Regions from separate parts of the Homo sapiens genome. Here all the other regions are linked to region 1. Evidence: chromatin loops called from intact Hi-C (ENCODE). Cell type or tissue: B cell. All regions are shown on one strand. Region 1 holds the start of LINC03146 (long intergenic non-protein coding RNA 3146). Region 2 has its middle 97 kb from the start of MIR4522. Region 3 has its middle 77 kb from the start of MIR4522.

Evidence for each region. A loop is a pair of places that touch in the nucleus more often than their neighbours do. Peaks named below come from ENCODE experiments on the same cell type or tissue, not always from the same donor. Only the 100,000 strongest peaks of a DNase experiment are listed, where the experiment ranks them.
Region 2: it touches region 1 in a loop (11-fold over the local background); 7 of 110 quality-filtered maps call a loop at or near these places.
Region 3: a loop joins it to region 1, with 11 times the contacts of the local background. A loop is called at or near these places in 3 of 110 quality-filtered maps.

Annotation. Positions count from the first base shown.
Region 1 is chr17:27,329,514-27,337,513 of GRCh38, reverse strand. LINC03146 (long intergenic non-protein coding RNA 3146) reads right to left here and starts at 5,019. Exons shown (of 3, transcript XR_007065677.1): 1 at 4,087-5,019; 2 at 3,137-3,254. RefSeq lists an enhancer at 4,419-4,968. In B cell, CTCF peaks have their summits at 4,285 (motif pointing right) and 4,484 (motif pointing right); DNase peaks (open chromatin) are centred at 4,713 and 4,853; H3K4me3 peaks cover 1,083 bases; H3K27ac peaks cover 1,566 bases.
Region 2 is chr17:27,193,489-27,201,488 of GRCh38, reverse strand. No RefSeq gene overlaps it. Among named protein-coding and RNA genes, the nearest start is that of MIR4522, 97 kb to the left of the region's middle. In B cell, CTCF peaks have their summits at 3,522 and 3,777 (motif pointing left); a DNase peak (open chromatin) is centred at 3,738.
Region 3 is chr17:27,213,359-27,221,358 of GRCh38, reverse strand. No RefSeq gene overlaps it. Among named protein-coding and RNA genes, the nearest start is that of MIR4522, 77 kb to the left of the region's middle. RefSeq lists enhancers at 2,191-2,240, 3,329-3,678. In B cell, no CTCF peak of the experiment used is centred here; DNase peaks (open chromatin) are centred at 2,038, 3,568 and 4,318; H3K4me3 peaks cover 1,265 bases; H3K27ac peaks cover 4,228 bases.

The DNA of each region.
Region 1 (8,000 bases):
GCAAAGACCGCCCAATCAACCAGACACTGCCAAAAAAAAAAAAAAAAAAAATCATTGTCTGTTTAAAGCCCCTAAATTATGGGACTATCTGCTGCACAGCCACAGAGAACTGACACATGAAGTTCACGTTCAACAGTAAAGTGGAACATGGACAATCCTGAAGGTGAGCTGTGGAAACATTCTCAGCATCCTGAGTCCTGTTTATCTCGAGGTTGCACCTATTTCTTGGATTTATTTCTGACTATAAAAGGAAAATTGAAAAATACCCAAAAAAAGTTTAAAGAAGAAATTGATATTGCTCACAGTCCCACACTCCAAAATAAGTATATTTTACCTTTTGGTGACTCTCCTTTCAGGTCTTCTTTCTTTCTTTCTTTCTTTTTTTTAGGCAGGGTCTCGTTCTGTCACCCAGTCTAGAGCACAGTGGCATAATCATAGTTCACTGAGCGTCAACCTCCTGGGCTCAAGTGATCCTCCTGCCTCAGCGTCCCCAGTAGCTGGTACTACAGGCATGCACCACTATGCCCAGCTATTTTTTGTATTTTTAGTAGAGACGGGGTTTTGCGATGTTGGACTGGCTGGTCTTGAACTCCTGACCTCAAGTGATCCTCCTGCCTCAGCCTCCCAAAGTGCTGGGATGACTCGTGAGCCACCGTGCCCAGCCGACATAACATTTTTTATTTAATGAATCTTCTGCTGTTGAACATTTAAGTTGGCTTGTTTGAAACAGAACGTAATATTGCAGTCCATATACTTGTAAAAAGTATTTCAGCATATGGCAGATGATTTTCTTAGAAAAGTGTCCCAAGGTGGACTTACCGCATGTCCTGATTAATCTCTGTGTCCCCAGATACTCTTTGCAGCCTCCCCTACCTTTCTCTGTGCCCCCGGAGACTGAGCCAGCCCTAAGCATTGAATCACTTAACTTCCCCTGGTACTTTGAATAAGGTTCAGCCATCAGGAGGCAACAGCAAGGGGGACAGGTGACAGGAGGGGAGGGGGTATGTATTTGTCCTGCTCCCTCCCTGCTTTGCTGTGGTTCTGGCAGTGACTGCAGCCCTAGGGCTGTAACTTGGGTGTGGCCGACCCTCCGAACTGTCTGGGGTGCTAATGGAGTCCTGCTGTTGCACAAGCTTCAACTTCCCCTCTTGGTTCCCTTAACCTGGCCCATGTCTCTGAAAATAATAACTTCACTACAACATCTCTTCAAAATCCCAGCTGGGTAGGGAGATTAGAGGGTCTTTCTAGAACACCTGCTAATATGAACAAGTTCTCCTTCGCTGGCCATTTTTTTCAAAGTGTTCTTGGTTGTCCCCACTTGTCTATGACCTTTAGATTCACTATGCAAAATTCCCCAAAAATATATTGGAATTTTTATTATTAATACAATTGCACAAAACTGGCCATGGGCAGTTGCTCACACCTATAATCCCAGCATTTTGGGAGACTGAGGTGGGAGGATCGCTTGAGCACAAGAGTTTGAGACCAGGCCGGGCACAATAGCTCATGCCTGTAATCCTAGCACTTTGGGAGGCTGAGGTGGGCAGATTGCCTGAGCTCAGGAGTTTGAGACCAGCCTGGACAACATGGGAAAATCCCGTCTCTACTAAAAAACAAAAAATTTGTTGGGCATGGTGGTGCACATCTGTAATCCCAGCTACTCAGGAGGCTGAGGCGTGAGAATTGCTTGAACTAGGGATGTGGAGGTTGCAATGAGCCAAGATCGCACCACTGCACTCCAGCCTGGGGGACAGAGTGAGACTCTTTCCAAAAAAAAAAAAAAAAAAGAATTTGAGACTAACCTGGGCAACACAGCAAGACACCATCTCTACAAAAAAAATTAAAAATACAAAAATTAGCTGGGCGTGGTGGCATGCACCTGTAGTCCTAGCTACTTGGGAGGCTGAGGTGGGAGGATCACAGGAGCTCAGGAGTTTGAGGTTACAGTGAGCCATGAGCACACCACTGCACTTCAGCCTGGGCAACACAGCAAGAGGCTGTCTCTAATTTTTTTAAAAATAAGAAAAAATGTGTTAAAAAAAAGAATCACACAAAACTTATATATTAATTTGGCCAGAACTGGCATCTTTCCATTCACGAGTATCACATGCCTTTCCATGTATGTAAACTTTATTTAAAACCTCTTAGTTAAGTTTTTGTTGTTTATAGGACATGCACATTTTGTGTCAAGCTTATATCTAGGTATTTTATAAATGACCATGAAAAAATTCACTCTCAAGCATTAAAGAAATGCAAATTATGAGAGAACAATGAGATCCTATTTTTCCTTTCAAACTAGGACATAGTTTTACAAATAATACTCAACCTCAGAACGGTGTAGTGAAAAGGGCATTCTCATATGCTTCTGGGAGGATATGCATTAGTCTATTTATGTCCATTCTGGAGGAAGGTTTGACATTTTGTATAATAAGAATTGAAAATGTTGGCCAGACATGTATACATATGTAACTAACCTGCACATTGTGCACATGTACCCTAAAACTTAAAGTATAATAATAATAAAATAAAAAAAAGAAAATTAAAAAAAAGAAAAGAAAAGAAAATGTTGGCCAGGTGTGGTGGCTCATGCCTGTAATCCCAGCACTTTAGGAAGCTGAGGCAAGACGACTGCTTGAGCCCAGGAGTTCAAAGCCAGCCTGGGCAACAAAGCCAGACCCTGTCTCTATTAAAAATAAATAATAATAAATTTTTAAAAAGAATTTAAAATGTTTATGTCCTTTTAAATGAAATCTTTCCTATCCAGTTTTCCTGTGCAGCTGCTTCATTCAAGCCTGCTTTTAGTTGGAGCCTAAAACAATGTGAATAAATGTCCTAAATCCATAATTAGCGGCCTAATATGATTTTTTTAAGAAGTCCATATCCTTTGGCTTAATGTATAAGGTCAGGGTCCTGGCCAGAAATAGGCCCGAGCATTTAGTTTATAATCAAAGTGATATTTCAAACCAGTGAGGAAATATTCTACTAAAAGAGAAAGGCTGGGCTGGGCATGGTGACCCACGTCTGTAATCCCAGCACTTTGGGAGGGCGAGGCGGGTGGATCATTTGATGTCAGGAATTCAAGACCAACCTGGTCAACATGGCGAAAACCCATCTCTACTAAAAATGCAAAACTTACCCGGGCATGGTGGCACGCGCCTGTAATCCCAGCTACTGGGAAGGCTGAGCCAGGAGACTCGCTTGAACCTGAGAAGCCGAGGTTGCAGTGAGCAGAGATTGTGCCACTGCACTCCAGCCTGGGAGACAAAAGCAAGACTGTCTCAAAACAAACAAACAAACAAACAAGAGAGAAAGCCTGAATAATGACATATGAAAAGTTGACTATTCAGAAAAAAATAAGTTTAGATCTTTATCTTCCAGTTTATATCAAAATTAGTCCCAGGTGGGTTTAAAAGCCAAATGAAGGAGTAAGAGGAAATGGAGGAAGGGAAGGGGGGAAGAGGAGCAGAAAAGAAAAAATATAGATCTGAAATGTCTGTGTGATACTCAGATGGGAGCAGTTTTACAATTAAAAAAAAACAAAAGGGAGAAAGAATAAAGGAAAACATCAAGGCCGGGAGTAGTGGCTCAAGCCTGTAATCCCAGCACTTTGGGAGGCCCAAGGCAGGCAGGTTGCTTGAGCCCAGGAGTTCAAGACCAGCCTGGGCAACATAGCGAGACCTCCTCTCTACAAAAGATACAAAAATTAGCCGGGCGTAGTGGTGTGCACCTGTGGTTCCAGCTACTAGGGAGGCTAAGGTGGGAGGATGGCTTGAGCCGGGAGGCGGAGACTGCAGGGAGCCAAGATCACGCCACTGTACTCCAGCCTGGGTGACAGAGTGAGGCGCTGACTCAAAAATAAAAAACTAAAGAAAGAAAAAGAAAAACATCAAAAGGTCATCCCACATCAAAATGTCGTGTGGTGTATCAAATATCACCAAAAACAAAATCAGAAGGTAAAATTCTAAGCTTAGAAAAATATTTGCAACACATTCGACAGAACTGACATTTTTAAAGTGCTTCTGTACGTCAACAAGAGAAAAAATAGAAAATAGAAAAGCAGACCAAGGATATGAATAGGCAACTCACAAAAGGAGAAAGTCAGATGTTCACAACTATTTTTAAAATGCAGCAGACACGTGGTCTTGGAGACGCAACAAGCAGGGCCGCGGACCAGGCGTTAGGTAGGAAAGGCATTCACCCCTTCTCCAGCTGCGGGGCGGGGCCCCGGGTCCCTCTCTGGAGGGGCCTCCAGGGAGCGGAGCTCTGGGATGCCGTTTCCCCGGGGCGTCTGGGAGGGGCTGGAGAAACAAGCATTTCCTAGGGCTGAGCCCACTTGCCCTCTAGGGGGTGACGATTTCTCTCCCAGTCTTCCCCCCGACTTGGCTGGACTCCGAGGGGAGGGCGCTGGCGCTTCCAATGGCACAGCAGCTCGTGGGGAGCTCGGGCGCTGCCTCTCGGGCGGCTTCCCCAGCCCTCCTGACTCGCGGCCACCGGAGGGCGGTGCTGTCCAGGAGACGCCGGAGCTGGGCGCTCACAAAGGCCCCTTTCTCCTCCACCGAAGATGAGTCATAGCCCAGGCGGGGTCGGAAGGGCAGCCGCTCCAAGGCGACTGCAGAGCCGCGACTGCAGAGCCACGCCTCCGAGTCACCCTGGACGCCTGCGCCGGCCGCGTCTGCTTCTCCTTGGCTTGGCAGGCCACAGGGAAAACTGGGTCAGGCCGGTGGCCTAGTTCGCTGGTTCACAGCGTGAACGCCGGCAGTAGGTGACTAGGAAGGGCATCTCCACTTACTGTCTGGCTCATTCACGTGACAAATATCTGAAGAGCCCCGTGACTGACAGCCAGTTGCTAGTGCACTCCCAAGGCCCGGGTCACCTGAGTTTAGAATGTGTCATCTCAATACCCTGGGGGCTGGGCCTGCCTGGGCAGGTCGCCAAATCACTGGTCTTGTCACATCTCAGGTTCAGTTGCCCACATTGCAAAACATCCCCTGGCCCCCTGGCATTGGATTCCCTTGTGATCTAACCCTGCCCCACCCCTCTGACTGGCTCCCACCAGGTGGCCTTCACTTTGGTCCCCACCCCTGCCTGGCAATCCCCCTCCCCACATCCTGCTCCTGTGAGCCCAGGCCTGTCCTATGGCGGCCTGCAGTGACCTTCCACACCCACCCGAGCCCATTCAGTCTCCTCTCTGCTTCTGACTCTGCCCTAGGATGTCTGAGGATGTCATTTGTTTTTCCCTCCAAAATTCTTTTTGCTAATAAGAAGGACACTTTTGACACCCGGTCCAAAGGTGTAAGCTCCTGGGCCTCAGTGGAGCCAGAAGCAGCCTGTATAGGCCTGGTCTGCTCAGCTGGACAGGAGGAGATCTGGTAGGGATGGACCACTCCAGAGGAGAGGAGGTCAGCCATGGGCCTGAGCAGCATGAAGACCTCATGTGCCAGGAGGGAGGTCAGCAAGGGTGTGAGACCAAGGAGGGCACTGAGTCCAGAGTGCAGTAGCCCTTCCTCTTCTTTCTTTTCTTTTCTCTCTTTTTTTTTTTTCAGATGGAGTCTCACTCTGTAGCTTAGGCTGGAGTGCAGTGGCACAATCTTGGCTCACTGCAGCCTCCACCTCCCAGGTTCAAGCGATCCTCCTGCCTCAGCCTCCTAAGTAGGTGGAACTACAGATGCACACCACCAAGCCTTGCTAATTTTTGTATTTTTAGTAGAGATGGGGTTTCACCATGTTGACCAGGCTGGTCTCGAACTCCCAGCCTCAAGTGATCTGCCCTCTTTAGCCTCCCAAAGTGAACCACCAGGCCTGGCTCCTCTCCTTTTTTCTTTCCTTCCTCTTCTTTCCCTGCCCTCCCTTGTGGTTGCAGCCAAGGAGCTGGGCTGCAGCTGGCCCTCCCTCATGCTGAGTTTTGCTAACATAGTGCCTTCTTGTTCTCTCCCCCTCCCACCTTCCTGCCACCCCATGTGCCATTTCCCAGTGACTCTGGAGCTTCTGAGATGCCTCTGCCTGCATTATGGGTGGGCACACTGAGGCTCAGAAGAGCCAATGACTTGCCAGGAAGCACAGCCATTGGCAGGAGTGGGCAGAGTGGCAGAGGGATCAACTCTGTCTCACCCCAACTTGTGAGGACATGCCCAGAACACATGGGAAAGCAGGTGCACTGTGCTTTGCTGGGATGACAGCGTTCATAGACTTGAAGGCATCAATTTGACTTCAGCATTTAAAAAAATTTGTAATGTTTGCTGCAGAATATCCAAACAATAGAGATGTGTATAAAATAGAACCCAAACAAAAGTCCAATTCTCCCCCAACTCACTTCTCACTGTTGTAAACCAAAAATAATGGACCCCTCCTCTTGGCCAAAGGCATTCCAGGGTTACCTGAAAATCTAGTCAGGCCACGATGGAAGAGGGGGTGGGAGATGCCTCATTATACCCTCCAGCATTCACACCAACGGGGACCTTAGGTCTGATAAGAAACAATACAGTCTATTCTCCCTAAATCCTGCTACTTGGAGGCTTCGTCTGTGTGACAAAACCTAGGTCTTCACAACCTCTTATCATAACCCAGACATTCCTTTCTACCGATAATAACTCTTTCAATCAATTGCCAATCAGAAAGTTTTAAAATCTGACCTCTGGAAGCTGCACCCTACTTTGAATTGTCCTGCCCTTCCAGATCAAACCAATGTAAACCTTGCCTGTATTGATTGATGTATTGTCTTCCTAAAATGTATGAAAGCGGCCAAGTGCAGTGGCTCACGCCTGTAATCCCAACACTTTGGGAGGCCGAGGCAGGTGGATCACCTGAGGTCAGAAGTTTGAGAACAGCCTGACCAACATGGAGAAGCCTCGTCTCTACTAAAAATACAAAATTAACCCGGGCGTGGTGGCGCATGCCTGTAGTCCCAGCTACTTGGGAGGCTGAGGCAGGAGAATAGCTTGAACCCAGGAGGCGGAGGTTTTGGTGAGCTGAGATCACATCATTGCACTCCAGCCTGGATGACAAGAGCGAAACTCTGTCTCAAAAAAAAAAAAAAAAAAGGAAAGAAAAGAAAAAAAATAAAAAGGAAAGCAAGCTGTACCCCGACCACATTGGGCACATGTCATCAGGACCTCCTGAGGCTGTGTTATGGGCATGTCCTTAACCTTGGCAAAATAAGCTTTCTAAACTAACTGAGACCTGTTTCATATATTTTGGGTTCACACTATTAAGAGTTTGGTATACGGCTGGGCTCAGTTGCTCACACCTGTAATCCCAGCACTTTGAGAGGCTGAGGCGGGCCGATCACCTGAGGTCGGGAGTTCGAGACCAGTCTGACCAACATAGAGAAACCCTGTCTCTACTAAAAATACAAAATTAGTGGGGCGTGGTGGTGCATGCCTGTAATCCCAGGTACTTGGGAGGCAGAGACAGCAGAATTGCTTGAACCCGGGAGGCAGAGGTTGCAGTGAGCCAAGATCACGCCATTGCACTCCAGCCTGGGCAACAAGAGCAAAACTCTGCCTCAAAAAAAAAAAAAAAAGAGTTTGGTATAAATCCATCCTTCTAAGCTTTGCAACACATTTTATATATATGTAAATATAGATATATGTGTATATAGATACACATTTGTATATATGTATATATACATATATACAATTATAATCACTGAACTACCATTCTGGAACTTCTGTGTTCTCTTCCTACAGCTTCGTGTCTTTCTTTGTAAAGGCTCCTAACATCCTGCCACATGGTGAACCTGTCCCTCCCTACGGCTGGACAGTTAGGGAGATTTGCTTTATGGTACATGTCTGGGTGCGTGCTGTGGGAACCTCCATGGAGAATAACTTTACATGTGGATCTGTGAGCGCAGAGACATGCATGCATCTTCTGGGCTTTTTAAAAGTTTGTGATGACAAGAGGCTGACAGGTGCACAGCAGGCTGCATGGAATTGCCACTCTGAGGAGTGCACTGTCAGCCTCAAGTCACCCCTCCCTCGACACCTGCTCACCCGCCCCCTCAC
Region 2 (8,000 bases), 140 kb after region 1:
AACTATCCTAAATATATATGCACCCAATACAGGAGCACCCAGATTCATAAAGCAAGACATGCTTGCAGTGATCTGGTCTAGGTTTTTGCTACATGAACACTAGCATTTTCCACAGATGTCACCTCCAACTGTCAAGATGATTTTACCTTTTTTTTTTGTAGAAGCCAGAACAATCCTTGCCAGATGACTTAAGCATCAAAGAGATAAATTTACATGTGGTATTATAGAAGGAAAATAACCTTCTTGGGAAGTGCTACTTCTCCCCTAACCCACGAGGATGAATATATACTAATGAGGACCCTTCTCACCTATGAGGCACAGTGCTAAGCACCCTGCACAAACTATCTGATTTCTTACAGCACTGCCACATGGTAGATAGCATTATTCTCATTTTGCAGTGAAAAAAGCCTGAAGGTTAGAGAAGTTAAATAACTCACGTGAGGTGCCCAACATCATCTGGCAGGTCTGGATTCAAATCCAAACCTGTAACATCAAAACCCATGGCCTTAAACAATAAAAGGGGAAAAAGCAAGGAATGAGGGGGAAATGTGTCCAAGTGGACATCTGGACATCCTCCTTCCCTTGTGTGGCTCTAGCTGCCTGGACTTAAGTCAGGCCAAGCCCACATACCCCAAGGTATGGGGCCCAATGTGACCATGTTGATTTTTCAGGCCTTAGGACAGGTAACTCAATGACAATAGTTGATATTTATGGAGTGTTTCCCTGGTGCCAAGCACTGGTAGGATCTTCACATGCATTATCTCACTTAAACCTCAAAGTTCAAAGGTGTGAGGTAAGTACTATAATGACCCCATTTTAGAAGAGCACAGGCTCAGAGAGGTTAATTTTCTTGCCCAGGGCCACACTGCTAGGAAATGGTAGAGCTGGGCTTCAAACCCAGGTCTGATCTGAGTCCAGGCCATATATTTAACCCATTCTCCTATACTGCCAATTCCAAAATACTGTATTTAAAAAATAGAATAATCTGGTTCTTAAATACATCCTTTAAAAACCTACCATGTCTTTGAGCTAAAACTAAAAAAAAAATAGAAAAATTAGTCTTTTAAAAAATATTTCCGAATTATGAACATTTGCTGTTTGGGGGGCTATGTAACACCTAGATCTCCTTCCTATTTCATGGGAATTCCACTTTTGGAAGGTCTTAATGGGAGGTCCTCTGCCTGTGGGAGCTGGAAAAGGCCAGATGTTTCCTGTCCCTATCTCCTGGCTTACCAGTGGGCCCCTCCAGCTGGGAATAATGGTTATGGGGAGCGTGATGATGCCAAGACACAGGAGCCGTTAGAGAGCATCCACAGCAGCGTCTGTGGCTGTGGGTGATGTTCCTGTGTCACATCTTTGACTGGGCTTCCTGCTGACTCACCTCCATGGGTTCCTGCCTGTTTCTTGGGGCTGGTGGCCAAGCCTCCCCACCCATTCTGTGACCCACCAACATTCTTCCAATATACTCACTCTTTTTCTGTTCAGGTAAACTGCAGGTGGCTTCTGATGTGCGCAACCAAGAAACAGACATGTACAAAAATATTCATGCTTTTGAAATTATATAATTGGGGCCAAAGATAAACATATGTGTTAGACTCTTGCAGATGATTTAAAAATGTATTATTTTCTGAAATCCAAGCTAAGGACATAGCTGTAGCTTTGTACTTGGGTAACAACCACCTAGTACATTGGGGCTATAGGCAGAGAATTCCAGTTTCTCAGCCAGACCTCCAGGGCTTTGCCCAGAATAGCCCCATCCATGACTGTCTCTTCTAATAAACCTGTACTCCAGCCAACCTGGCCTCCTGGCTGCTCCTTAGCCATATTTTGCCTTTTCTCACCCAAATATTCACCTGCCCTTCTGAGGTCAGCTTCTTCTAACACAAGTATAAACAGAAAGCTTGGTTTTATGTATACCTTGAGTCGTCCACTTAGAACACATCCTGTATGTAATCCCAGCACTTTGGGAGGCTGAGGCAGTGGATCACTTGAGGCTAGGAGTTTGAGACCAGCCTGGCCAACATGGTGAAACCCCATCTCTACTAAAAATACAAAAATTAGCCAGGCATGGTGGCACGTGCATGTGATCCCAGATACTTGGGAGGCTGAGGCATGAGAATTGCTTGATCACAGGTGGTGGAGATTGCAGTGAGCCAAGATCATGCCACTGCACTGCAGCCTGGGCAAAAGAGCAAGACTCCATCTCAAAAAAAAAAAAAAAGAAGCAGTTCCTATAGTCACACATTTGTTTCTCATTGTTCCTATCTCTGCTGAGGGCCATGGCTTCTGCACAGTGGTCTGCTAACTCCAACTCTAGGCCTGAGTTCATCCACTTGGTAGAAAGAGTCTAGTTGCCTCTTCATAGGCCTCACTGGGAAGTGGGAGAAGGAGCTGGTCTCTTTCCCCTTCACCACACCACCCCAGGTTGTACAGATGGAACAACTCACTTTACTGGGCATGTTGGAACCATTGGAAAGGGAACCGAAATTCAGTAGAGGAAAGGTGAAAGTTCTTGATGAATCTGATTCTCCCAGTGTTACAAGGGAAAGTAGCACAAGATTAGGCCTTCACTGGGTTGGGGTAGAGGATTCTCCTAAGGTCTGGCCCTGAACGCCCCGCTTTCTCTGTAATGCCCCACTTTCTCTATCTTCTACTATAAGACTTTTGGGAAAACCTCTTTGAGTCACTGGAAATCACTGGGAAGACTCTGTTCCAGCTCTCTCCTCTCTCCAGACATGTCCTCACTCAAATGGGGGAACTCAGCAGGAGTATCAGCCCTGCTATGACAAGCAAGTCCTGAAGACCCATCAGAGGTAGCAGGAGCTGGGGAGAGGCTCAGACTCACCAGGATCTGAGGCTGAGGATGGATATGGGCCATCTGGGTCAGATTATCTTTGTGCTATTCCCTTTAGCAAACATGGCTGTGTTTGCACACACATCCTAAGGCATTTTCACAAATATCTAGTTTCTAGATTTTATTGCGGGATATTTGGTTTTTCACTATAGGCATCAATGGGCTATGAAACGTCCCATTGTAGATTCTATAAAAAAGTCTTACTGTGGGGACCAGCCCCACAGGGTCGGTAGGTCTCTCCCTGTGTGCAGCGATGAGAGAGTGTAGAAATAAAGACACAAGACAAAGAGACAAGAGAAAAGGCAGCTGGGCCCGGGGGACCACTACCACCAATGTGCGGAGACCAGTAGTGGCCCCGAATGTCTGGCTGCACTGTTATTTATTGGATACAAGGCAGAAGGGGCAGGGTAAAGAATGTGAGTCACCTCCAATGATAGGTAAGGTCACGTGGGTCACGTGTCCACTGGACAGGGGGCCCTTCCCTGCCTGGCAGCTGAGGCAGAGAGGGAGAGGAGACAAAAGGAAAGACAGCTTACGCCATTATTTTGCATATCAGGGACTATTAGTATTTTCACTAATTTACTACTGCTATCTGGAAGGCAGAGCCAGGTGTACAGGATGGAACATGAAGGCAGACTAGGAGTGTGACCACTGAAGCACAGCATCACAGGGAGATGGTTAGGCCTCCGGATAACTGCGGGCGAGCCTGACTGATGTCAGGCCCTCCACAAGAGGTGGAGGAGCAGAGTCTTCTCTAAACTCCCCTGGGGAAAGGGAGACCCCCCCCCCCCCACCCTTTCCCGGTCTGCTAAGTAGCGGGTGTTGTTCCTTGATGCCTTTTGCTACCGCTGGACCATGATCCGCCTGGTAATGGGCGTCTTCCCAGATGCTGGTGTCACCGCTAGACCAAGGAGCCCTCTGGTGGCCTTGTCCGGGCATAACAGAAGGCTCGCACTCTTGTCTTCTGGTCACACCTCACTATGTCCCCTCAGCTCCTATCTCTGTATGGCCTGGTTTTTCCTAGGCTATGTTATAGAGTGAGGATTATCATAATATTGGAATAAAAAGTAATTACTACAAACCAATGATTAATGATATTCATATATAATCATATCTAAGATCTATATCTGGTATAACTATTCTTGTTTTATATTTTATTATGCTGGAACAGCTTGTGTCCTCTGTCTCTTGCCTCGGTGCCTGGGTGGCTTGCTGCCCACATTACCAACCTGCTGAATCAAAACAACGGTTTGACTCTGTGAAATGAATGAACACATGGCAAAGCATTTTCACTGATAGCTTGTTTCTAGTTTTTATCTTGGGATATAGGTTTTTTCACTATAGGCCTCAATGGGCTCCAAAAAGTCCCTTTGTAGATTCTAAAAATAGAGTGCTTCCAACCTGCCTTTCGTAGATTTTACTAAAAGAGTGTTTTCAACCTTCTTAATTAAAATAAAGGTTTAAATCTGTGAGATGAATCCACACTTAGCAAAGCATTTTCACAGATAGATTGTTTCTAGTTTTTATCACGGGATATGTGGTTATTCACTATAGGCCTAAATAGGCTCTGAAGTGTCCCTTCTTAGATTCTACAAGAAGAGCGTTTCCTATCTGCTGAATCAAAACAAAGGTTTAACTCTGTGAGATGAATCCACACATCACAAAGTATGTGCACAGATAGTTGTTTCTAGTTTTTATAGTGGGATGTTGGGTTTTTTACTGTAGGCCTCAATGGGCTCTAAAATGTCCCCTCATAGATTCTACAAAAAGAGTGTTTCCAACCTACTGAACCAAATAAAGGTTTAACCCTGTAAAATAAATCCAAACATTGCAAAGCATTTTCATGGATAGCTTGTTTCTAGTTTTAATCACAGGATATTTGGTCTTTCACTATAGGCCTCAATGGTCTCCAAAATATCCCTTTGTAGATTTTACAAAAAGGATGTTTCCAGCCTGCTGAATCAATACCAAGGTTTAACTCTGTGAGATGAATCCTCACATCAGAAAGCATTTTCACCAATAGCTAGTTTCTACTTTTTATCGTGAGATATTCAGTTTTTCAGTATAGACCTCAATGGCTTAGAAATATTGCTTCATAGATTCTATGAAAGAGTGTTTTTTAACCTGCTGAATCAAAACAAAGGTTTAACTCTGTAAAATGAATAAACACATCACAAAGCATTTTCACTGATAGCTTGTTTCTAGTTTTTATTGTGGGATATTCGGTTTTCCACTGTAGGCCTCAATGGGCTCTAAAATGTCTCTTTGAAGATTCTACCAAAAGAGTATTTCCAACAAGCTGAAACCAAACAAAGGTTTAATTCTGAGATGAATCCAAACATCACAAAACATTTTCACATATAACTTGTTTCTAGTTTTTATCATGGGATATTTGGTTTTCCACCATAGGCCTCAATGGGCTCCGAAATGTCCCTTCGCAGATTCTACAAAAGAGTGTTTCCAATCTGCTGAATTAAAACAAAGATTTAACTCTGTCAAATGAATCCTCACATCACCAGGCAGTTCACGGATAGCTTCTTTCTAGTTTTAATTGTGGGATACTCAGTTTTTCACTATAGGCCTCAATGGGCTCCAAAATGTATCTTCGTAGATTTCATAAAAAGAGTGTTTCCAACCTCCCCTTTGTAGATTTTACAAAAAAAGTGTTTCCATCCTGCTGAATCAAAACCAAGGTTTAACTCTGTGAGTTGAATCCACACATCACCAAGCATTTTCACAGATAGCTTGTTTCCAGTTTTTATAGCAGGATATTTTGTTTTACAAATATAGGCCTCAATGAGCTCTGAAATGTCCCTCCATAGATTGTGCCACAAGAATGTTTCCAACCTGCTCGATCAAAACAGAGGTTTAAGTCTGTGAGATTCATCCATTGCAAAGCATTTTCCCAGATAGCTTGTTTCTAGTTTTTATCGTGGGATATTTCATTATTCACTATAGACTTCAATATGCTCTGAAATATCCCCTCATAGTTTCTACAAAAGTGTGTTTTCAACCTGCTGAATCAAAACAAAGATTTAACTCTGTGACTCGAAATGACCCATCCTAAAGCATTTTCACAGATAGCTTGTTTCTAGTTTTTATCGCAAGATAATCAGTTTTTTTTTTTTACTACAGGCCTTAATGGGCTCTGAAATGTCCCTTCGTAGATTCTACAAAAAAAGTGATTTTGGCCTGCTGAATCAAAACAAAGGTTTAACTCTGTGAGATGAATTCACACATCACCAAGCATTTTCACAGATAGATTTTTCTAGTTTTTATTGCGGAATATTCTTCTTTTACTATAGTTCTCAATGGGCTTTGAAATTTCCCTTAATGGGCTCCTTAACGTCCCTTAGAATAAGACTGTCTCCAACTTGCTGAATCAAAACAAAGGTTTAACTCTGGGAGATGAATCCACACATTGCAAAGCATTTTCACAGATAGCTTGTTTATAGTTTTTATTGCAGGATATTCAGTGTTTCACTATACTTGTCTATGGCATTTGAAATGTCCCTTTGTATATCCTACAAAAAAAGTGTTTCTAGCCTTCTGAAACAAAACAAAGGTTTAAGTCTGTGAGATCAATACACACATCACAAAGCACTTTCACATATAGATTGTTTTTTGTTTTCATTACAAAGTATTCATTTTTTCACTATAGTCCTCAATAAGCTCCAAAATGTCCCTCCATAGCTTCTACGAAAAAAGTGTTTCCAACCTGTTGAATCAAAACAAAGGTTTAATTCTGTGAGGTGAATCCACACATTGCAAATTATGTTCACAGATAGATTGTTTTTAGTTTTTATTGTGAAATGCTTGGTTTTTCACTGTAAGCCACAATGGGCTTTGAAATGTCTTTTTTGTAGATTCTACAAAACGAGTGTTCCCAACCTTCTGAATGAAAATAAATATTTAAATCTGTGAGATGAATTCACATATTGCAAAGCATTTTCACTAATAGTTGCTAGTTTCTGTTGTGGGATATTTGGTTTATCAATATACCTGCACATGGGCTGAAAATGTCCCTTTGTTGATTCTTCAAAAAGAGTGTTTCCAATCTGCTGAATCAAAACAAAGGTTTAACTCTGAGAGGTGATCCACACATTGCAAAGCATTTTCACAGATAGCTTAATTCTAGTTTTTATCAGGGAATATTCAGCTATTCACCATAGGTCTCGATGGGCTCTGAAATGTCTCTTTGTAGATTCTACAAAGAAAGTGCTTCTGGCTTGTTGAGTCAAAACAAAGGTTTGACTCTGTGGGATGAATCCACATATCACAGAGCATTTTCACAAATACCTTGCTTCTAGTTTTTATCAGGGGATATTCGGTTTTCACTATAGGTGTCAAATGGCTCCAAAATATCCCTTCCTAGATTCTACAAAAAAGGTGTTTCCAACCTGCTGAATTAAAATGAAGGTTTAACTCTATGAGATGAATTCACACATTGCAAAGCATTTTCACTGATAGCTTGTTTCTAGTTTTTATCATGAGGTATCTCTTTTCACTATAGGCCTCAATGGGCTTTGAAATGACCCTTCATAGATTCTACAAAAGATAGTTTCCAACCTGCTGAATGGGAACAAAGGTTTAACTCTGTGAGATGAATCCACACATCACAGAGCATTTTAACAGATAGTTTGTTTCTAGTTTTCATTGCGAGATATTCGGTTTTGCACTGTTGGCCTCAATAAGCTCCGAAATATCCCTTTGTAGATTCTACAAAGAGAGTGTTTCTAACCTGCTGAATCAAAGCAATGGTTTAACTCTTTGAGATGAATCCACACATTGCAAAGCATTTTCAGAGATAAATTTTTATTGTTTTTATCATGAAATATTTGCTTTTTTACTATAGGATTCCATAAGTGTGAAATGTCCCTTCGTATAGTCTACAAAAAAGTGTTCCAAACCTGCTGAATAAATACAAAGATTTAAATTTATGAGATAAATCCACACATCACAAAGCATTTTCACCGATAGCTTTTGCCTAGTTTTTGTCATGGGATAATTGGTTTTTCAGTATAGGCCACAGTTTGCTCTGAAATGTATCCCAATAGATTGTAGAAAGAGAGCGTTTCCAACCCACTGAATCACAAGAAAGGTTAAACTCTGTGAGACAAAATCACACATCACAAAGCATTTTTAG
Region 3 (8,000 bases), 120 kb after region 1:
GAAAGTCTACATGATATGAACTTTTTGGATCTCCTTGAGGTTTTCTCTGTTGTCTAGTTCAGGTCAATTTTATTATTATTAATTTTTGAGACAGAGTTTTGCTTGTTGCCCAAGTGGGACTGCAATGGCACCATCTCAGCTCACTACAACCTCCGCCTCCCAGGTTCAAGCGATTCTTCTGCCTCAACCTCCCAAGTAGCTGGGATTACAGGCATGCACCACCATGCCCAACTAATTTTGTATTTTTAGTAGAGGCGGCATTTCACCATGTTGGTCAGGCTGGTCTCGAACTCCTGACCTCAGTTGATCCACCCACCTCAGCCTCCCAAAGTGCTGGGATTACAGGCGTGAGCAACTGCACCCAGGTCAATTTTTGTGAATGTTTCACATGTACTTAAAAAAATGTAGTTCTTATGAGTGATCAATTCTATTTATGCTTATTAGATCAGGCTTATTCAAATGTTCTTCATCTTTGCTTAACTTTTTGCCTATGTGAAATATAGTTTTTGAAAGAGGTGTTTCAATATCTAGAAATATTAATTTATTTTTTCACCCCATACTTCTGCCAGTTATTAGTTTTTCTTGTCTGGACCTATGTTGTGTAGTGCATGTACACTCCTGAGGTCAGGAGTTCGAGACCAGCCTGGCCAACATAGTGAAACTCCATCTCTACTAAAACTACAAAAATTAGCCGGACATGGTGACACATGCCTTATATTCCCTGCTACTCGGGAGGCTGAGGCAGGAGAATCGCTTGAACTCAGGAGGTGGAGATTGCAGTGAGCTGAGATCATGCCACTGCACTTCAGCCTGGGCAATAAAGTGACACTCTGTTTCCAAAAAAAAAAAAAAAAAAAAGAGAGCCTACATTTGTACAACCCTGCCTCACTTATCTCATGCTAATCCCAGCCCCATAAAACTTTTCCTGCAAAAACACGCAGCTGGCCTATGGGCTGTAGTTAGCCAATTGGACTTTTTGAAATATTGCATTACAATATTATTACTCTTGATTACTGAGTTTTCTGGAGTCCTTTTAACCCATATCACCCTGGCCCTGACCTTGCCTAGGTTCTGTGTGTGACTCAAAGAAACAATATCCATAAAACATTTTGGGGATAAAAGGAAGAGATGATATAAGGCAATATTGGGGAATACTGTTAATGTTTAGGTGATAATGACATTGTGACTGTGCAGATGTCCTTACTTTTTTGGAGATGATGTCAGCAAAAAATATAGATCATATATATAAATGAAACAAATGGGCCAGGCGCAGTGGCTCACGCCTGTAACCCCAGCACTTTGGGAGGCTGAGGTGGGTGGATCATTTGAGGCCAGGGGTTTGAGACCAGCTTAGCCAACATGGAGAAACCCTGTCTCTATTAAAAAATTACAAAAATTAGCAGGGTTGTGGTGGTGCATGCCCATGATCTCAGCTATTCGGGAGGCTCGAGGCACAAGAATCACTTGAACCTGGGATGCAGAGGTTGTAGTGAGCCAAGAAACAAGAAGCAAAATTTTAATAATAATTGAATTTTGTTCCTGGGTATATATAGGTGTTCATTGTACTATTCTTCGTAAGTTTCCATGTGTTTAAAATTTTTCATGTTAAAACACTTTTAGAAACACTTATACAAGCCAAACTTTATATAATAGACTTCAGACCATCTAGAAGAGGCTAATTTGTTACTACATAGCTGGACGGTAAGGATGGAGGTACCTCATTTGCCCTAAAACTAGCCCTAACCCGATCCTACTCCTTCCAATGCCTGCTGCCTCAGACGTAGCCTGTCCTTGCTCCAGGCCCAGGAGGAGCTAGGGGTAAGGGCACAATCAAGTTTCAATTTAGCTACTCAGAATCCAAATTAATAAATATCATTTCAGGCACTTCTGCTTTGTCTGCCTTTTTCCTGATACTTTCTCAGAGATGCCCAATGTAAAACAAGCCAGCCTCACATCAGACCTAGAGGAAAGGAAAATGTGATCTTTTTTATCACACAGAGCAGAGACTGTCGCAAATGGGCCTCAGGTGACGCAGTAGCTGTTGCTGCCCGTTTTACTTGCTGCAGCTCCTGGGGCCTCATCTCAGACCTACTGAATCTGAAACTCTGGGGTGCGGCCTAGCAATCTGTGTTTTAACAAGTCCTCTGGGCGATTCTGATGCACACTAAAGTCTGAAAACCACAGATGCAAAGAGACACAGAAATGTGTATGAATAGGCTTGTTTCATTTGGTCCTTCCATTTTATCAGTATGTAGCCTGTGTTTCATTATACCTGTGGTGGATATGCTAAAAAGCATTCTACAATGACACTCTCATGTGCATAATTCTGAGAGAGAGCTTCCATTAGAGTGTGCTCAAGAACCTGCAGGAAAGCGTTTCAGAAAAGTGCCAGTGTCACTTTAAGGAGCCACTCTGAGGGGAGATAAACCCAAGGATCATGGGCTGTTGCCAAATCTGTGGTGTCTTCTAACCTTGTGTGTCTTTTTGAGCTTGGTCATGTTTTGCAGAGAGCCATGGAGACCTGTAGTGTAGGTGTCTTATAGACATTTTCAAGTTTTTATGAGGCTTAATAAAAACTTGAAAATGCCTGCAACTATTTTATAGTTGTTTTAATTTATAAAAGCTTCCCAGCTGATGTTACATGCAGCCTGGACACTGCTCTAGTGTCCCTGACAAGTGAATATCTTTGATAAAAGTGTAAAGGAATTAGTAGAGTACCTTTGATAAAGTGCAAAGGACTCTTTGCTTCTTTCTGTTTCACACACATACATAGACACACACACACACACATATTTGATATGTATACATATAGAAGAAACAGAAAGAAACAAAGAGAGCTCAGTGAGGACATTGGGAGCAGGCTTTTGGATGGGATGGTGTGCTTCATCCAATGGAGCCCCCAGTTGGGCCCTGCTTCTACTTCCAGCTCCAAGCACTCCACACAGGGAGGCCTGAAGCAGCCACTGGCTCCCCTCCACCTCCTAGACCAAAGCAGCCTCCATCTGGCCTCAAAACATGGAGCTGTTGCTGCCCCCAGCCACAGCTGGCCCAGTTGCACTCATGCCACCCATTTGGCCTTCACATGATTGAGGCAGAAGATAAACACAGATGGGGCAGGTGAGCAGCAGGAAGTGTGCTGAATTTCCATCGAGGCAGGAAGTGCCCGTGCTGCACTATTTGAAGACAGTTTATCTAAAAACAATAAAAAAAATTCTTCTCCACTGGATCTGGATCCCCCTCTGGTGGAGATGGTTCTCCCCAACTGGGAGCCTGGGCGTTTTCATGAGTGGGCCACTTTCTTCAGGTGCAGGAGGCTGCAGGCTCCTCAAAGGGCGCATCTCCAAGGTGGGTCAGAAAATGCCACCTTCTAAAATAAAAATGAAAATGAATCACGTGCTTAAACTATGCTAAATGATGACTTGTAATCATGCTTCTGGGGTTTCTCTAGTATCAGCAAGGGGACTAAAATGTGACATAAATTGCAATTCAGGGATTGTGGTAGGCCTGAGTTAATGCACACCTGTTGTGGTGGACATTTGTCAATGTTTGTGGCAGCCTAGCATCTATGCCTTCCCTCTATCTGGGGGAAATTCCCACTGCGTCAGTCACAGCAAGCTACGCCTCCCTCTAGGGAAGTAGGAAGGTCTAGAGACTAACCTCTTCCCCAACACGCTTTTAGTTAGCACAAAGGCAAATGAAGGGCTGGCCAATCAGATGCTGTCACCCTAGACTTTATATTTGGAATAAATGTGTGGTGTGAGGCAAAGATGAATGGAAAGTTAGAATCCATGTGCACTGGAAGGATTTGGCCAAGGCATCCTGGTAGGATTGTTCCTGCTCAAAGATGATTATCTTGTATTCTGCTTCTTGGGCCTCTGTATCTTTTTTTTTTTTTTTTTTTTTTGCCCATATAGTTACCTTTCTGTGTGTACATGTGTGCATGTGCGTGAAGGCAAATTTAAAATATACAGTACATTTTTATTAGTCATAGTCACTATACTGTACACCCTGTCCCTATCTTCATTTTTATAATCTGTTTGTTGCTTCTTATAAATTCAAAGTGGCCTTGTAATCTCTTTTCTGTTTACAATAATCAGAGTTGTTTTCTGCTGCTTGCAACCAATAATTGACTATATACACATGTTTGGAAGGCATAGTATAATGCTGATTTTCAGGTGCTATAGGGATACCAAGATGAATACAGTCTGGAATGCACTATACACAGTGCATGAGAATACAGGCTCCATAGTGAGACAGGCTTGAGTTCAAGTCTTGTCTCTGCCACTCACTAGCTGGGTGACCTTTCACCTGTTCCTTTATCATGACTGAGTTTCATTTCCTCATCTGTAAAAGAGAACTACTAAATTTAAAAATTAACTGTGAGGGGCTGGGTGCGGTGACTCATGCCTGTAATCCCAGCACTTTGGGAAGCTGAGGTGGGCAGATTGCTGGAGTCCAGGAATTTGAGACCAGCCAGGGCAACATGGCAAAACCCCATCTCTACAAAAAATTAGCCAGATGTGGTGGTGTGCACCTGTAGTCCTAGCTACCTGGAAGTCCGAGGTGGGAGGATCACCTGAGCCTGGGAGTTCCAGGAGGCAGTGAGCTGAGATCACACCACTGCACTCCAGCCTGGGTGACAGAGTGAGACCCTGTCTCAAAAAACAAAAAAAATTAGCTGGGTATGATGGCTCAGGCCTACAGTCCTGCTTGGGTGGGGTGTGGGTTGAGGCCGGATGATCACTTGAGCCCAGGAGTTTGAGGCTGCAATGTGCTGTGATTGTGGCAATGCCCTCCAGCCTAGGTGACAGAATGAGACTGTCTCTAAAAACAAACCAAAAAGCAAAAATAAATTAAAAATAAACAGGGACACTACTCACATGATTGTTATAAGGATTAATGAGATGACAGTTGTAAAGGGCTCAGCACAGTGCCTGGTTTGGATAAGTACATGAAAAGTGTTGGCTCTGATGATGATGATAATGATTTTCTTTTTCTCTTTGATGATGATTCTTAACTGCAAGGAATTTATGATCTTGTAGGTCTGGCTCACATTCACTAGTTCTTCTCAAACTTCTATGGTAGAAATCCAGGGACAAGTGATGCTGTAACAAAAGGCAATCACTACATGGGGTCTAGAAATGGAGAGCCAAAGCATAAGACCATTTGTCAGTCATTCAACCAGTGAGACCCACAGATATGTATTCAGATATTTACTGAGCTCTTATTATATGCCACGGCCTTACTAAGCATGATTTTAATGGATCTAATGGTGGGAGAAAAAAGCTATGTCTAGAAGAAACATGCACTCTTTAAGAAAGCAAGGTTAATTTTCCAGCCTAAGAGAAGTGAATTCCTCTCAAAACCATCCTCTTTCTTTAGTCATCAAATGTGCTCTGAATGCTCACTAACTTACTTTCCCAGGGACCTCACAGTCAGGAAGTAGATATCCCCTAAGTGTAGTTATCAGGAATCATGTTCCAGGTGCTGGGCTTCCATGAAAAATTAAGTTTCTAAACTTGTGAAGATAAAGACCAGATTTAACACTGACAGTTGACCTCACTAAGAGGCAGAAAGCCTGTGAGGCCCATCCTGTGCAGATACACCCGTACAGTCAAATACGTTTTGAGCACATCTTGTAGCCAGGCATCGGGCTAGGCCCAGGGAATATCACAGCGAATCGGATAAGATGGCCCCTGCAGTCTTGGTGCTTATTCTATGTTGAGGAAGAGAGATGCTCACCAAAGAATTACATAGTCATGCAATGACAAACTGTCATAAGTACCCCATAGGAGATGTTTAGGGATTTATGAGATCATGTAATAGGGAACACTGATCTAGTCTAGGGAGCTAGGGAGGGTTTTGATGAGTAGGAGCACGCCTGAGCTTTGACCTTAATGATAAGTAGTGTTGACTATGTGGAGAGGGGAAGAAGGAACAGGTAAGCCAGAGAAAACAACATCGATAAAGGCCTTCTGGTGAGAGAGAGCAAGGCCTGGGCACCCACCTAAGGTGTTGTGGGAAACATACAATATTACCTGTAAGACACAATAAATATTAGTGGATAGAACAATAAGCTATAAAAATCAACATTTATGTAGCCATTATTATATTCTAAGAAATTTAAAAATGTATTAGGTTAATTAACACTAGCTACTATAGCAAAGAACCCCCCAAATCTCTGTGGCTTAATGCAACAAGGATTCATTTCTCCCTCACCTCACAGTGAATATGAGTTGGGCAGCTCTCTTGGGCAATCTCCTCCTAGCTGTGACTCAGGGATCCAGGCTCTTTCTATCTTGTAGCTCCATAACTCCCCAGAGCCTTCTTGAAGTTCTCTCCTAGATCTTTTCTATCTGATTGCCCAACTAGTAAAGAAAGAGTGTGGAACATAGTGTGGGACATTTTGGGAACAGGTTTGTAAGTGGCGTATATCACATCCACCTCTGTCAAATGGCCAGAACCTTGTCAACCTGGTCCCAACCTGATTGCCATAGAGGCCAGGAAATGTAGCTGTCTTGTGCATGGCATGACACCGAATGTATTCTCTTAACCATACCCAATATTTGCCAAGAAATCTGTTTCAAAAATCGGATGTAAGTGCTTATGTAAGGTACTATTCTGGATGAAACACAAACCAAACAGAATCAGATAGAAATGGTCACCAGATTTAGGAGCTTACCCCGACAGGGCCAACTCTGGCCAGGAAACTCACAAATTTAGAGCACATTCTGTTGAAGAAGACCATTAAACCCAGGCAGTGATTGCCAACTCCCTGGGACTGGAGAGGGGGCCAAGGGAGAGGTTTCACATTTCTCAGGGTGCTTGTGTAGTCTGGATAGGCATAGTCTAAGGTGACTGTAGGAGATCGGTCAGGGTGGTGGGAAAAATTGTAGAAAGATGCAAACCTTCTTGGAAGGCCAGGGGTTTGCATGGTTTCAGAAGGGGGTTTAGCTGAAGGCACCTGAATTCTCTTAAGAGCGTGGGTTAGATAACAAGGGGATGTAAAGAAACTGATCTGGATAAGTTAGTTTACTTATCCCTCAGAAACTGGCCTTTAATCATCCGCACACAGGACTGCTCTCTCTGGGGAAGGCGACCATGTTTATTATCCCCAAGTGTGTTGACTCAAAGCCTCTGTCATTAAATCTGTTCTAAATAAAGGCCTGCAGTGCCAGCTGGTCAGGGCTGTGGCTTCTGACTCTTTACAGCACCCTCCTCGGGGTCTGTGCATGGCCTGGTCCACTAGCCCACTCTTTCACTGGATAACTGTGTTTGAGTGTGTTCTTTCATCCATCGTTTGGCCAGAATCTGTGGGTTGGGTCCAGCAGGTGACCATAGTTTTAATATGTTTTTAGTCATGATGTCCCATTTATTTTGAAGTTTTGAATAAAATTGGGGTGGGTCATGGAAGGAAATACTTATATTGTTCAAAGGGGATTCAAAGAAGGTTGAGAAATTACAGACCAGGACAGGGTAGGGAATTACTTACCAAGTGCTGAATTTATGTGTGTGGAGATAAAATAAAGGAATCATAAAGATGTGATTTCTTCCCTTTCTCCTTCCCCCAGCCTGACCACATTTCACATTTTCTAAACTTGATGGGAATTTCCTCTTCAATCTCTGGCCTTGGAGAGAGAAAATTAGGGAAAGAGAGGACCAGGAATGAAAAGTTGGAGGGAAATAGAGGAGACTCTTAAATAAAAGAAAGTTGCTTAGAACATAGGGGAAGAGAAGATGTCATCAAAAGCCAAACTCCAGAGTTATGTTTAGGTGTTAGAAAGTGTTACTGGAAGGTTGGAAACCCAAATAAATACCAAAAAGATTCCAAAACTGAGTTTCAAAGAAGGGAGAGGTAGCCTGGTTTTTTGAGGTGTCTTCTGAGTGTGACCTGACTCTGGATAGGGCTTGAAGATTTGGAGTGGTGAGAGTAAATAGTAAATAACAAAAAGTAGGTAAGGCTTAGTGAGGTGTCCCACTCATGCAATTTGCCATGTGAA